Regions from separate parts of the Homo sapiens genome. Here region 1 is linked to region 2. Evidence: chromatin loops called from intact Hi-C (ENCODE). Cell type or tissue: Calu3. All regions are shown on one strand.

Region 1 (8,000 bases), 83 kb after region 2:
TTAAAATTATAAGAATATAATTTATTTAATTTCATGACAGCAGGATGGAGGGAGGTGGAAAATTCTGCATCTTACTCCAACTTAGGGGCAGAGAAAATCAAAAGAGCAGAGTGACCAGTGACACTTGAAAGGAGATGGAAATAGGCCAGCCTCACAAGACCTCAAGATATGGGAAGGTATGTTAGGGGAACCCCAGGACAAAGAAGGAGGCTCTGTTACTTTACACAGCAAGGTACTCAGTGTTTTGTCCTTAAACCTTGAGAAGAAATACAGTCCATGTCCAAGTTCACCCAAATTAGCAAAAACCCCAGTAGGCCACTTCACAGGCAAAGAAATCAGAGGAGGCAATCTTAAAACACATCAGAAAATTTTATCTCAATTCTTTGGCTACCCATTATTCCAGGTCGTAGAACCCCATCTCTCTATACAAGATTTATCAAGCAAAGTGTGTACTTATAACTATAAAAATAATCAACGGTTGCTCAAAATATAAATATTCAAAGTGAAAGAATAATGTGAATTCACATGTGCAAGGACCTAAGTAAGAAACAAATGAGGAAACATTTCTTGCCAAAACTTTTAAAGCTTTTCCGAGGTGTACTAAATTTGCTGTGCTTTAAAAAAATATTTTGACCTACTTCATAAGCACATACTCATCATCATCTTTACCATCATCACCATCATTATCATCATTGTTTTGGTAAATGTTATAATTACAAAACTACTTTTTCTGGACCAAGTAATTAGGATGTTGATTTTCCCTGATAATCAAGTGTAACAATTAAGAGCTAAGCTGAATCATTCAATGCTTTGCCAAAAATGGATTTTCTCACTTCTGATTGTAATATTTCTAAGATTATATTAGCTGATAATATATAATGTAATATATATTATATTAGAAAACTATTCTGAATTCACCATCAGGCATTATTTAAACCCCCTACAAATGTTATTCGGATCCTCCACTTTGGACAGCCTGTTAATTTAACCACGTTTAGATTAATCACTAGCAATGTTTCTCCATGTTCTCTGAGGCAGGTAAGGTCAGGTACACTACACAAATGGCACAAAAGTGCCCCAAATAGAAACCATGGCATTTTGCAGGGGTTAGCATTTGCATTACCCCACAGTATCATATCCACCTGCACAGCTCAATTCCTCTTCATTCCCAAATATGAGCAACTTAAGTCATATAAGCCACCACAAAACAGCTTTTTCAGAACAAAAGTTGAAAGAGAAATGACTAGATGACTGTTTAATGGGGTACGAAAGTGTCCCACAGCACCAGGACGGTCCTGCTTAAAACCAAACAGAAAGTTCAGAACCCTGGGAGCAAGAGGAGGGGTGGGGATTTCTGGGCATTTCCTGGCTCCTCTAGGAACACAGGGGAAGCTGCAGGACGAGGCTGGGCTCTATGCAGACGAATCTGGAGAAAATACCCCAGGCACCAGCATTTTGGACTCTAAAACTCCACTTTCTGTCCTGAGAAATATACCCTTCACTCTACCCATGGCAGTCTCCATTTGGCTGTTCAGACCACTCTCTGCATGGAAATTATCATCTCTGTGACACTCAGATGCAGAAAGGAAAGGTAAAGTAGTAGCCAGAGACGTTCCAAATTTGGGGGAGGACAGGAGGTGCAATATGTGATGATTTCCATAGCCAAGCACAATGCAGGGGAAAGCCGAAACTGGCAACTAGAACAGAGGGGGCCCAGGAAATATAAACATATCTGGGCTAAAAAGATGCTAGTGGAGAGACAAATACACCTGTTATGCAAGCAAGCATGAATGCCTTTAACAAAATACCACATAATGAAAGTGAGATGGTCCAATAAAATGAATGGAACAGGACAGCAAGAGAGTAAGTGCGGGAAGGCAGCCCACAGAATAAGAACACTTGTAGAAGGCTGAGGCCAAAGCGGAAGTAAAGAGAGACAGGTGGCAGCCCAGGACAGTCAACAGTGGAAAAGGTTCTGTAGTGCTAGAAACTGTACAGTTAACTACTACTACTTTGACTATACCACTGTCCTCACTGCTACTAATGATGATAGTATGGATGGAGTGATGGAGTGCTTACAGTGTGCCCAGCTTTATTCTAAAGATGTTACACATTCATTCTCATTTAATCCTCCCAAAAGAACAAGCCTTCTGGAAACGCACAAAGATGAGAAATGAGACAGACCTGGCTGGAATTCTGGCTCACCACCCACCACCAAGTTAATCTCCCCATTTTTTCATTTTCTCCTATATGAAACCAGGAAAACAACACCTACCCGGCATGGTGACTGTAAAAATTAGAGATAATGCCCTTAAGTGCCTCCTAGAGGCTGTTATTATTGTAACTAATCTGATTAAAACAATCAGGAATGATGAACAAAGGAGATAGTTGGAATAGAAATGGCAACAGAGAAGCAGTAATGGAAACAGGCACAGAAGCAGCCCTCCAGCGATGGAGCCTTGAGGCTCAGAGAGAGTGACAGGGAACAGGTCATTCATTTTGGCTCGCCACTTTGTGTGCTTCTGGGTGCAAATTCACTCAGAGTTTCCACCTCAACTAGTGGGAGTATTAATACCGCCACTCCCTACAGGGCAGGCTTGTGGCATCTGAGTTTATTATTAGAGGCAATTTACAAACATGTGTGTATCTGGTTTATAGGTGGGGAAGCCCATCTCCCTTATACCATCTCTCAGTGGAATTAAGACACTCAACTAGTAGCACCACGTCAAAGCCAGTCAATTACAGACTTCAGAGTTGTTAAATAATATGTGTCTCTCTTAGTCACCACTAATAGACTCTAATTAATCTTATCTGGCATGAAGATTTGCTTCCGGTTTACCTACCACAACTTCCACCCTCCTGTAAACCATCCCTTCTACCTGCTTTGCACTCCTCTCCCAATTTATGTCTTTGTTCAGTCCTCTCTGGAATGTTGCTCCCTTTTCTCTCTAACTGACCAGATCCTGGTCATCCTGGAAAATCCAGTTTAAATGTTTGCTCTGCATGAGGAAGTGTTCTCTGCTTCCCTGCAATGGCATACTATCTTTTCTGAGTTTGTCACCCTACTCAGCACTGTCCTGGGCAATAATCACACAGCGTGTACACGTCTCTCCACTCATCAGTAAGCTCCCTGAGGATGGCAGACAATGCGTCTTTTCATTCTTTATGGAAATCTGCCTCATCTCACAGGGTAAAGACGTAAAACACATGTAATGCATACATTCTTTGGACCTAACAACTTAATCGAATCATTATAACAATAGTTAATATTTCAGGATTTTTCTAAAGTCTTTAAAATATAAAGTAAAAATAATATAAAGCACCATGCTCATAACATGAAAGTTTCTGGGGCGTGGGTAATGAAGATGAGAAAATATATTCTGAGGTTTCTGCTTTCAAAATGAGAGTTAAAGGTAGTATGAAAGTGGGTAATTTTTTTTTTTTTTTTTTTTTCCCTGAGACAAGGTATCTCTCTGTGGCCCAGGCTGGAGTGCAGTGGTGCCATTCATGGCTCACTGCAACCGCAACCTCCTGAGTTTAAGCGATCCTCCTCCCTCAGGCTCCCGCCTCAGCCTCCAAGTAACTGGGAATACATATGTGCACCACAACACCAGGCTACCTAATTAATTAATTAATTGATTGATTAATTTTTGAGACAGAGTCTTGCTTTGTTGCCCAGGCTGGAGTGCAGTGGCAATCTCGGTTCAATGCAACCTCCGCCTCCTGGGTTCAAGCAATTCCCTCCCTCAGCCTCCCGAGTAGCTGGGATTACAGGCGCCCACCACCACGCCCGGCTAATTTTTTTGTATTTTTAGTAGAGACGAGGTTTCACCATGTTGATCAGTGATCCTCGTGATCCACCTTGCCTCAGCCTCCCAAAGTGCTGGGATTACAGGCGTGAATCACCTCGCCCGGCCAATTTTTTATTTTTGTACTGTTTGGTCTTGCTATGTTGCCCATGATGATCTTGAACTCCTGGCCTCAAGGGATCCTCACGTCTGGGCCTCCCAGTGTGCTGGGATTACAGGCTGGGCCATTGTCCTGGGCCCAGAGTTAATTATTTTTAAATATGCATCTCACCTCACTGGCCTCAGCCACCCCGAAGCAAAAGCTTCCTGGAGAGTGACAGCCTCAACCCAATAGAGGGAGGAGAAAGGGCGTTCCTATTGCAGCTGCAAGCACTCAGGTGTCCCTGGTCCCCTTCCATGCACCTCATTAGTCAGGCGCACAGCAGGGTCTGTGTCACTGCCAAGGCGCCTCTCTCCTGTAGCATCCAGGGTTTTAACCACATTATGCATAGCTCCGGGGTTCGTCGGCACCTCTCTCCCTGCAGGTGAGACTGGTACACTTCAATAAACAGATCTCACTCAACTTAAGCAGAGAGCTGACAAACTTGGCGTTCCGTGCGGCAGAAGTAAGCAGCAATCGCTGAGTTTGTAGAACTTACACTTGGGGCCATTTCAAGGCCAATGTTCCCTTAAGAACCAAAACGCGAAACTGCTCTTCCAAGGGTCCTTTTCAACCAGAAGAAGCTGCTCCATCTGTCGTCCCTGCCCTGATTCAAGATGAGGCGGTCACTATCTAGAGGTCAGCTGGCTGACCCGGTCACCCTCCAGGTGTCCCCCCGAGATCGCCCCCTCCCATTCCCCACAAGTCCAGTTCGCTCACCAATCTTGGCCAGGGAGGCCAGCAGGATCCAAAGGGTGATCTCGAAGGGGATCTGCACGTGGGGGTAATCCAGCGTAAACACAGGCAGCCGGCTCTCCTCGAACAGCGTCGTTCCGGGAGCCACCACGCTCGCAGGGCTAGGCGGGCTGGAACTGGTGCCCATGGCCCTCGGCGCGTTCAGCAAGGTCTCCGCCAGGGCGCCCACGGGCCCCGCCACCTGCAGGAGCAGCAGCAACAGCATCGGAGGCAGTGGCGCCCGCAGGCTCCTCCAGTTGCCCAGTGGTTCCATGGGTGCCGCCGGTTGCCGCCAAGGGGACCGGCGGTTGGCCCTCCGAGCGCTCAACGCATCGCGCCCGGGCTGCTCAGCCCGCTCCGCCCTGCCCCGTGCAGGGCAGGGCAGCGACAGCCACCCGCCGCTGCTGCGGCACCGGGTCTCTGCAACCAGAGGGCTAGGTCCTCGCTGCGAGCAGGCGCACTGCCTGGCGAGGCACGTGCAGGGCGACGAGAGGCCGCTGCGCGTACCCTCAGCAGCCCTCAGCCGCCCTCCGCCGCCGGCCGCCTGCCCATGCCGGTGCGCTGCTCTCCAGCCGCAGCGGCAGGCCCTGCCCAGGGCGGCCCGCGGGCGGGGGCGGGGCGGGCGCGGCGCCCAAGCCGCAGGGCAGGAGGACAAGGGGACCTGGCCGGCACACCGCGCACCTGCCCGAGCCCGCGGGGAACGCGGGGCCCCAGTGACCGCGGGGGCGATGGCTGCCCTCCCTTCGCGCAGGCACCGCGCGCCAAGACCCGCCACCCCCAGAGCCAGCGAACTGTGGGTGGAATCGCCGCAACGGGCGCATGGTGGCCGGAGCTGTCTCCGCCCCGGAGGCAGCGTCGGACGTCCATCCAGTGAAGGAACCAGCGCGACCCACGAGTCGCGCCCTTCCCTCCTCCCCCGCCCCCGCAGGCTCCTCCAAGGGGACACCCCGGTGCGCTGGGCGCGCGGGGAGGCGCCACAGGCTCGCGGTCCGGAGGAGAAGCCCGGGCCGGTGGAGGAGGAGTGCTGTCACCCCAGCCTGGCGCTGCGGAGGCCAAGACAAGGCATGGGATTCTCTGGACGTACAGAAAGTTTAGGAAAGCCAAATTTTGTTTCCTTTCCGAGAGTTATCAACTCGCGCACAAGGTGCTCTGAACAGGGAAACTCCCTGCGCGGAACTCAGTGTTCCCACGCCCCCACGGAATCGGAATCCTGTTCTCTCCTCTTGCCACATTGTGCTGCTTTCACCCATTTGCTACACTGTCGCTGCCACTTTTCTTCTCCCTCCCCCAGCTCACGTAAAAAAAACCAAAACATCTTTCTCCGCTTTTAGGCTTAGAGGTGTACATGTCCAAGAGCATAAGAAATATAATTATTTCATGGAAAACCAGTGATTTGCCTCGCTCAGATTGACTTGCTCCGCTAATTACAGGACAGGCTGTGGTCAGGAAAAGAAAGGAAGCGTGATTCTTCTTCTGGATCTAAAAGGGCTTTCTCATGCAGAGCCAACCTTTCCTGTCCTTCAGAGCGCCTCCTTCACTGGTTGCGATCTCACTGTTTGAGCATCTTTATCGCCAGAAACCGAAATGAGCACAAAGGGGACTAGTTGCCATTCAATTAACTGAAAGTTTTCCCTTTGATATTTATGAAATAAAATCCTTCTCTTTTCTTAATCTTTGATGTGTCAAAACACGTGGCTTCTACTATTAAACAAACACCAGGCAGTTCGACCTTCAAAGCCGTTTTTTTTTTTTTTTTCTTTCAAAGTTCTAACATAGAAAATCAGTGAGATGTCAGCAGAGGGTACAAGAAAAAAAAATCCTCCACCTGCATAGAAGAAAATAAGGAACAGTCCTCTTTGGGTCTTCAAAGTAATGGAGGGACAAGTCCAGGCTAAAAAGAGAGAAGAATTCTGGGAGATGTTACAGAGCACTACTTCATTTGATATTTCACAAAGCATCAGTTTTTCAAAAGCGCTACAGAATTGAAACTAAAGATATTATCTTGAGAAGAATCATTGGGCATCCAAAACTCAGCCTCCCCTTCTCCTTTCACTGGAAACGTTTATTAAAGGTATGTGCCTAACATACCCCTGTGAAAAGGCAGCAAATAAGAGATTTTTAAATTTTTTGAGTATCTGTCTCTACATGGGAAGCTCAATACAAGGCACTTTACTTGCATTTTTTTGTCAATCGTAAAAATCCAAAGAGGCAGATATTTTTTACCCATTTTATAAGTGAAGAAATATAGTGTAGAAATGTGTAAAAATAAACAAATAGACTTAATCAAGTTTACATATTAAGTAAGTGTCTGGATGGAATTCACACCCAGGCCTGCCCAGGCTAACACTGGTATCATCTCACCCTCTACCCCATGACTAGTTGCCCATAAACAGCACGCTATATTCTCAGCTACTTTAAAATAAGCAGTGGAGAATATTACAGGGATTGTTCAAAAAAGTTACAGCAGGATAAAGTTTTGGTAAGTGAATCAGGCAGTTCTACAAACTTAGTGACATAGTAATAGGGAGAGGGCACATTTAGACAATACTTTCTAGGAGTTTGTCACACAACACTTTTAAGAATAATTGTGTATCATGAACAAGAAAATGAATGACAAATCTGTTTCCGGGCCCTCACTGCCTGTAAACCTTATGTGGTATCACTTCAACTTTATACATCTATGCTACTGCAGTTAAAGGCTATCCACTTTTTTTTACATTTGAAAAAAAAGTCGTTTTATTTATTCTTGTAAATGGGAGGCGAAGAAATTAGTCTAAAAAGACATTCTTTTCATCTTTCCCTTAAAGCAAATTTAAAAAGAGTTAAATTATGCCCCTATGCTGAGAGCGACTTGGCCTGGCTATTTCTTCAAAGTGCCCTCTGACTAGGAGCTCAGCCGTGAAAGTGATAACACCACCCATGGGATGACTGAAGCAAGAAGCGAAACGTGTGTACACATTTAAAATCCTTTAGTGGTTTCTTAGCGACCTTTGGACGTCTCACCTGGTAGCTGAATTTCTGGACTAATTGGGGGGTCTTCTTTTATGCCCTTTGATCTCCCATAACTTTTCAGCACTTAATCATTTTGCTTTTCTCCCACTGAACATCTCTGTGAAGGTATTGGTCTGTTTAACTCATTCTTTTATCTTTAGCTCCTAGCATATTGCCCGGAGACAGTGAGTACCCGCTAAATATGTGTTGGACGAATAAATGTATGAATTGACGGTGAAATCAACAACTCTCACACACTACGGATCTGAGCTGCAGGGCTTTCTCACAGTTAGGCCAGTTGCAGGATGGACATGAATTCTCCTAGT
Region 2 (8,000 bases):
CATTTAGGTTTCCCTCTTCTCAGTTAATTAAATAAACAAGCAAAAAAAAAAAAATAAAAAAAGAGGGGTAATGATTTTTCCATCCCACATTTAAAGAAAATTTTATTTTAGATTCTAGGGGTACATGTGCAGATTTGTTACATGGGTATATTGCATGGTGCTAATGTTTGGGCTTGTAATAATCCCATCACCCAAGTAGTGAGCATAGTACCAATGGGTAATTTTTCAACCCTTGCCCCTTGCCCAGCTCCCTATCTCCCCTCTTTTGAAATCCCTAGTGTTTATTTTTCCCGCCTTTGTGTCCTGTGTATCTAATGTTTAGCTCACACTTGTAAGTGAAAATATATGGTATTTGGTTTTCTATTTCTGCATTAATTCCCTTAGACATCCCACATTTTAATAACATGAAATCCTAATATAGTTCTTCTGGGGTTCACAGACAATGGCTTCGGTGTCTACATAAAGATAACCATCACATTAAAAAGATATTAGACATTATAACAAAGCTTTATAGTTATAGCCAGAATAAATATATGGCTGCTTTCATGAAAATATATTAGAATTACTGTAAAAATTTAATTACTTAAACATTTGCAGACTTACAACTTTTTGTTTACCTGCCCTTGGGCCCCATGATGACAATATTTGCTGGAAAATAACTGATTGGATTCTTTAGAATCTGCACAGAATGCCATTCCAAAAGGTTGCAATGCGAATTAAAATTCACCCAGTTATTATTTTAGATTTGCAAACTCTTGAACTCATTCTTTTTTTTAAATTATTATTATACTTTAAGTTTTAGGGTACATGTGCACAATGTGCAGGTTTGTTACATATGTATACATGTGCCATGTTGGTGTGCTGCACCCATGAACTCGCCATTTACATTAGGTATATCTCCTAATGCTATCCCTCCCCACTCCCCCGACCCCACAACAGGCCCTGGCGTGTGATGTTCCCCTTCCTGTGTCCAAGTGTTCTCATTGGAACTCATTCTTTTTTTTTTTTTCTTTTTTTTTTTTTTTTTTTTTTGAGACGGAGTCTCGCTCTGTTGCCCAGGCCGGACTGCGGACTGCAATGGCGCAATCTCGGCTCACTGCAAGCTCCGCTTCCTGGGTTCACGCCATTCTCCTGCCTCAGCCTCCCGAGTAGCTGGGACTACAGGCGCCCGCCACCGCGCCCGGCTAATTTTTTGTATTTTCAGTAGAGACGGGGTTTCACCTTGTTAGCCAGGATGGTCTCGATCTCCTGACCTCGTGATCCACCCGCCTCGGCCTCCCAAAGTGCTGGGATTACAGGCGTGAGCCACCGCGCCCGGCCGGAACTCATTCTTAATGAAGAAAAATAATAGGAAAATTTGTCTAGTTTATAAACATTGGCAAATAAATTTAAAATTTTTCTGCTCCAACTATATTCACTACCTGCAATAGAAATAGTCCTCCTCTTTTGTAGCTTTTCTGGAAGCTTCGTATTTTTAGGTAAGGATAAATATCGGGAGGTTGAAGTGGAAGCCTGTAAAAGAAATATAAAATCTTACTTAAACTATACAAATGGCACTTATTGTATATTAAAGATTAAAAATTGTATAGCAAAACTTCATGTTAAAAATCAGAATTTTAATTTCTGATTCCAAAATTACTTTGTGAGGGGCTATAACTATTATAACTTGAAATAATTAAATCCCTTCCAGAATGGAATGGAGATCTCTACAAAGGGAAATAGGAATAAGTGGGAAATAAATTAGAAACAAATATGAAAACCACTGGGTCTTCTCAAAGAAAAGCTACTGAAACATCTATGTATAAAAGTACTGCCAGAAAGACTTAGAACCTACATGTATGGGGAAGAAGATATGTTTACAATATATATATGTAAGGTGTTTTTTTTTTCACTTTAATATATCTTAAAAATGATATTAATAGAACAAAAAGTATTACTACAGCTAATTTACTGGCATTTCAAATACCGCAGTCGCTAGTGTTTTAAATTAACTTTTAATTAACACTGCTACATTTTACACATAAAATAACTCCTTGTTCACATATAACCATTTTGATTTCTGACAACCCAATATAGGATATTATTAAAAATAAGCCTCAATTCTTGCTATGTGAAACCAATATATCACAATATTATTATTATTGTTATTATTGAGAAGGAGTCTCGCTCTGTCATCCAGGCTGGAGTGCAGTGGCCCAATCTCGGCTCACTGCAATCTCCACCTCCCAGGTTCAAGCGATTCTTCTGTCTCAGTCTCCCAAGAAGCTGGGATTACAAGCGCACGCCACCATATTCAGCTAATTTTTTTTTTGTATTTTAGTAGAGATGGGGTTTCACCGTGTTGCCCAGGCTGGTCTCGAACTCCTGAGCTCAGGCAATCCACCTGCCTCGGCTTCGGCTTCCCAAAGTGCTGGCATTTACAGGCATGAGCCACCACGACCGGCCCACGATATTGTTTTTAAATGGCTTTCCTTATCTATTGACAGTTCCTTGAACTAGTGGCAATGCTGGCCACAATACCTGTGAACACTCACTTCCCCCGGCCACCCCAGCCTTCCTGCAGCTCCTCAGAGAACTGTCAACAGCCACTTGATCTGCAGAGCTGATGATACCATCAGCTGATCAATGGAATAGCTGTCGGCTCCACCCCTGGAAGTCTCCTAGAGGCGCACACTCAGTTACCCTGTGTTCTCGATTCAAGCTGCTGTCCTTCCTAATGCTTTCTCGCAAACTGTGTCGCCGGCGAATCAGAATCTCCTTGGCTTGTCTCTCACTTGTGTCGGCTGTCAGACTGTGTCTGTTGTAGGATAAAGTCTGGAATGAAAACATATAGAGGACATTAAAAAACAAAAACAAAAACCTGATCATTTCCCCCAGAAATTCCAAGACTTTACCACATTTCTTTGGATCTGCACCTCAGCTAAGCACTTATAACTTCTGTGCAGAGCAAAAAATTAAATTAACAGTATAAAAGTTAACAGTCTTCAGATCTTCAAAGAATTTATATTTTCTTTTCATTTTGTGTTTTTTTATTTTTCTTTTTTTTAGAGTTGGGGTCTTGATCTGTCACTCAGGCTGGAATGCAGTGGCACTCATAACTCACTGCAGCCTCCAACTCCTGGGCTCAAGCAACTTTCCCACCTCAGCCTTCCAAGTTGTTATTACAGGTATGTGCCACATAGTTCATCCTTTAATAAAAGTCAGATCATAAGGTTTGTTTTTCATTGAAAAGTGTGATTTTCATAAATGAGAACAATGATTGATTTCATCAAGTGCCATGTCTACCTTGAAGCCTCTTGTAGGTATTTAGCCATCATGAATATCTGGAAATAAAATACAAGCCACCATCCTACAGTCTGTTTTGAATAGGAATTACTGACATTAAAAACAAACCACTTTGAGCCACTTGGTGGTGCCATGCCCTTCTGATTAACTTCAGCACATTCCCTTTTTTCAACTGGGTTGTTACATGAAGAGAGCTGGTGACACTCCCCACAATGATTACATCCCAGTGTTTGAAAAGTAAAATTTCTAAACTAGGGCTGTACATGGAATCCACTTTTAGTTTTATAGGCTATATAGAAATGTGTTTCCTAAATCATAAATAATAATTAAATTCATTTCTGATAGAATAAACATGTACTTCTTGGGAATATCCCTGTGTCCAGAAATATATTAGGTTCTATTGAGAGATGCAAACATAACACAGAACAAGGCTTCATTCCTGCCTTGAGCAGTTTACCATCTCACTGAGCATCTAAGGCTAACAAAATTATGCAAAATCATGGAAATAAGTGCTGTATCTACATGGTACAGTATAAGCTCCAAGTGCTATTCCATTTAACCACAAGGATGGGAATAATATGGTGGCTGTTGGGGGAGCCTTAAAAACTGGAGGCTTTTGACCAGCTGACAGGAAGGTGTGAGATGCTCCCAGGGGACAGCGAGAAAGCTACCTGGGCCAAAGAACGAAAACAGAACCTCTCACTCCCTGGGTGTTTCAGGGAGCAGATGGGTGAGGCAGATGTGGAAATATGGTTGGATAAAGTGGAACTTGGAAATAGAGTCCAAATTTTCAACGAATAGTTTAGCTTGGGAGCCACAACTAATGTTTTGTTTCATTTTAAATTAAAAGGTACTGTAGGAAAAAGGGTCAGGTAAGAGTCACGTGGATGAAATGGGGACACCTTATGGGGACACCAGCTAAGAAGCTGCTGAAACAGCCCCCACATGAGCAAGGAGGACTCCTGACAAGCTGTGTGGCCCGTGTGCCACTTCACCTCCCTGTGCCTCAATTTCTTTATCTGTGAAATGGCGACAACAGTAACACCTACCACTCACTGGAGGATTAAATGAGTTAATGCATGCAACACACTGAAATGGGGCTTGGAAAATTGAGGACACTCTCTACTCTGTAGCTGTGTTGTTAGCAAATTATTAGAATAAGGTGCTAACAATGGAAACGAAGTGAAAGAAGTGGCTCAGAAGAGAAGAAACTATAGCACTTTATAAATAACAAGGAGGGTGAGGTCCATTTTTAAAGTCTAAGCTATAAAACTATTTCTTTAAAACAAACAGCAATCAATTCATTTCTTTAAAATTAGTCAACGTGTATTTCTTTGTATCCAAGCCCACAGCAGCAGAACTCCCAGGGGACCCCAAGGCTTCAGCCATGGTGTCCAGGAGGATAGTAGGACCCTGAAGAGGGATGGAGAGAAGCAGAAGGAGAGAAGATGCCCAGCATGGGACCTGCTGAGCCCAGTGTCAAGATGCAGCCTCCAGTTACAGCACAAAACCAGAAGGCATCCTGTTAGCCAAAGGTAAGTAAATATTTTGCTACATAAATTATTCTTACTCGCTGACGGATTTGATAGAGATTTCTTGATAAGAGTTCTCGAATTTCATCAGTTTCACTGGACGTGACCTTCCTTATTTTTTCTTCACGACAATCACTGTGAAAGTTTAGAAAAAGAATATTTTACCTTTCAACAAATATTAGAATCATTGATTTTCTTCCTTAGAGATATAAGTATTTAAGACAAGTCTTAATTTGTAAAAATAGCACTTAGGGATTATTCAATAACTTAAAATAATTCCAAATTCTGTGACTCTTATTTCAGTTTCAAAATCATTCATGGCAAGTTTAACAATTCACAAGTTTTCAGAATCTATTCATGTCATTATGTTTTCAGGGAAGAAAAACTACAATGGCTTATAATGCTACCTCACTTTATTATTTCTAACACTCCATAAATAAAGTAAAATAGAATAGTTTTCTCCAACAGAAACCTAATTGACTTCAATTTACCATTAAGTTTTCATATTTTAAAAACCTCATCATAAATATTTGCAAACACACCATTTATAACATGTATGTATATCCAGTCAATCCTCATTTGTGGGTTCCATAATCATGAACTCACCTCACCTACTTGCTAATATTGATTTATAAACCCAATATCAGAATTTCAGTATTTTTGCAGTTATTCTCAGACATATGGAGAGTGACAAAAAATTTGAGTCACTTGACACAGTTTCCCTGAAGATGTTGAACAAGGAGACATCTGCTTTCTTGTTTCCACTCTCATACTATAAATAATGTCCTTCTCACAGTCTATTTAGTGACATGATTTTTTAATATTTTTATGTTATTTATTGGTGGTTCTGCTGCTTTAAATGGCCCCCAGGCATTGCTGAAGTGCTGTCTAGAGTTCCCAAGCACAAGAACCCTGTGATGTGCCTTATGGAGAAAATTTGTTAACTAAGCTTGATCATACATGAATTTATAGTGTTCTTGACCATCAATTCAATGTTAATGAATTAGCAATATATATTAAATAAGGTGTCTGTAAACATAAACATACATAAAATAGGTTACATATTGATTGGCTGATGAAAATTTTGTGACCACAGGCTCAAAGGAACCTAACCTTTATGTCCCCATAGAAAAATGATTCAGTATTTGCAGCTGGGCACAGTGGCTCATGCCTGTAATCCCAGCACTCTGGGAGGCCGAGGGGGGCGGATCAATTAATAATAATTTTTTTAAAATTATTATTACCAGTTTCAAAATACTATCAATGCCTATTTAACAATACTAACTTTTATTTGCAAGACCATACTTACTTTAGAGATGCAAATGTAGGGACAGTACTTATCATCCCAGTCTCTGCCATCTCAATGGCATGTTTTATTTCAAGCTTTTTATATAAAGATACAATACTTGACTTTGGTTGGTTTTCCCGAATCAAAAGCTTCCGCAGATATTTATCATCAAACTTCTTAAACCTGTAAATAAAGAAACTTTCAATAAATTAATACTGGATTGACTAAGAAAATAGTTGTTGTTTTTACCAATGAAGTCATTTCTGCCATTCCCAGGAAAATACTTAGTAGCAGCATTTAGCTAATCTGGTCATTTTATATATTTAGTATGTGCCTACCTGTATATATGTATATGTGTATGTGTATATATGTATATATGTGTATGCGTATGTATATGTATGTGTATGTATACATATGTATATATACATACACATACACATATATGTATATATGACACATACTGCTACATTTTTGTATATGACCCTGATGCACATAAATCTAGTATTCATTAATTACAGATTAAAATACATGTTTCTGTCTTTACCATTTCTCTACTTCTGCTTTTAGCGAAATTGCTCAGAAACGTTATCACTGTTTGTTTTCCCCAATTCCTCTCCTCTGATTCTCTCTTGAACATTCACATTGCCTCAATACTCCATTAAAGCTACTCTTATCAAAGTGGTCTGTGAACCTCATGATATAACTGCAGTGGGCAATTATGAATCCTCATCTTTCCTGCCCTCACTTGTGTAAACTATTGTCTTCATTTGGCTTCCAGGACACCACCCTGGGGTACCCCAACCTCCTTCTCACCCTCCCTCTCAGTTTTGTTTTCTTCTTTTGACCTGTTAATGTAGGAGTGCTCTGGGCCTCGGTTCTTAATCCTCTTTCATACCGCCACTCACTCCCGTCACCATCTTGCCCAGTCTCCTAGCTTTTAATAGCATCTCTATGCCAATGACCCCCAGATTTGTATCTCCAGCTCCAACCTCTCGGCCAAACCCCAGATATGAGCTTTTGGCTACTTACTCAACATCTGCAGTTGGATATCTATGGGGCATCCCAAATTTAACATATTCAAACTGAACTGATATTCTGCCAGAGTCCTCCCATCTCAGCAAACGATGACTCCACCAGGTCAAAAATCCTGGTGTCATCCTGGATTCTTCTACTTTTCTCATGTTCTATGTTATGGGCTGAATTGTGTCCCGCCAAAAATTCATATGTTAAAGTCTAATCCCCAGTAGCTCAGACTATGACCACATTTGAAGATCTAGTGTTTACAGAAGTGATTAAGTTGAGGCCATCAAAATGGGCCCAAATCCAAAATGACTGGTGTACTTATAAAAAGAAGAGGTTTGGATTCCAAAACATACAGAGAGAGGGAAGATGATGTGAAGAGGCAGGGAGAAGACAGCCATCTACAAGCCAAGCAGAGGGGCGTAGAACAGAACCTTCCCTCGTGGCCCTCAGAAGAAATGAGCCCTGCTGACACCTTGCTGTCTGACTTCTAGCCCCCAGGATTATGAGACAATTCATTTCTGTTGAGCCACTCAATCTGTGGTACTTTGGTTATGGCAGCCCTAGCAGACTAGTACTCCAAATCTTTGCGCCATCAGCAATTTCTGTTGGTTCCACATCAAAATACATACAAAATCCAGCCATCTCCCACCTCATCTAATGCTATCACCCAGGTCCAAGACATCATTCTCTCTCGGATTCTTGTAGTGAGCACCAAATTGGCATTCCTGCTTCCACCATTGCATTCCTACAGAAGCCCAAGTGCTCCCGTTAAAAATATGTCTAATGATGTAACTGTCCTGCATCTTCCTTGGGTACAAGTACAATGGTCTGTGACTTCCTACACAATCTGGATCTGGCCCTCTTGGTACTGT

What was found. Hi-C counts contacts between places; a loop is a spot of excess contacts. Peaks named below come from ENCODE experiments on the same cell type or tissue, not always from the same donor. Only the 100,000 strongest peaks of a DNase experiment are listed, where the experiment ranks them.
Region 1: it touches region 2 in a loop (5-fold over the local background); 15 of 110 quality-filtered maps call a loop at or near these places.

What each region holds. Positions count from the first base shown.
Region 1 is chr2:102,616,806-102,624,805 of GRCh38, reverse strand. It overlaps SLC9A2 (solute carrier family 9 member A2), which reads right to left and starts at 5,253. Exons shown (of 12, transcript NM_003048.6): 1 at 4,669-5,253. The coding sequence starts at 4,957. RefSeq lists a silencer at 5,536-5,645. In Calu3, no CTCF peak of the experiment used is centred here; DNase peaks (open chromatin) are centred at 4,185, 4,905, 5,075 and 5,625.
Region 2 is chr2:102,699,358-102,707,357 of GRCh38, reverse strand. SLC9A2 (solute carrier family 9 member A2) reads right to left here. Exons shown (of 12, transcript NM_003048.6): 8 at 6,127-6,288; 9 at 4,856-4,952; 10 at 2,683-2,814; 11 at 1,422-1,512. It overlaps LOC124905954 (a long non-coding RNA gene), which reads left to right. Exons shown (of 3, transcript XR_007087163.1): 2 at 3,049-3,167; 3 at 4,631-4,862. Among named protein-coding and RNA genes, the nearest start is that of SLC67A2, 34 kb to the left of the region's middle. In Calu3, no CTCF peak of the experiment used is centred here; a DNase peak (open chromatin) is centred at 3,407.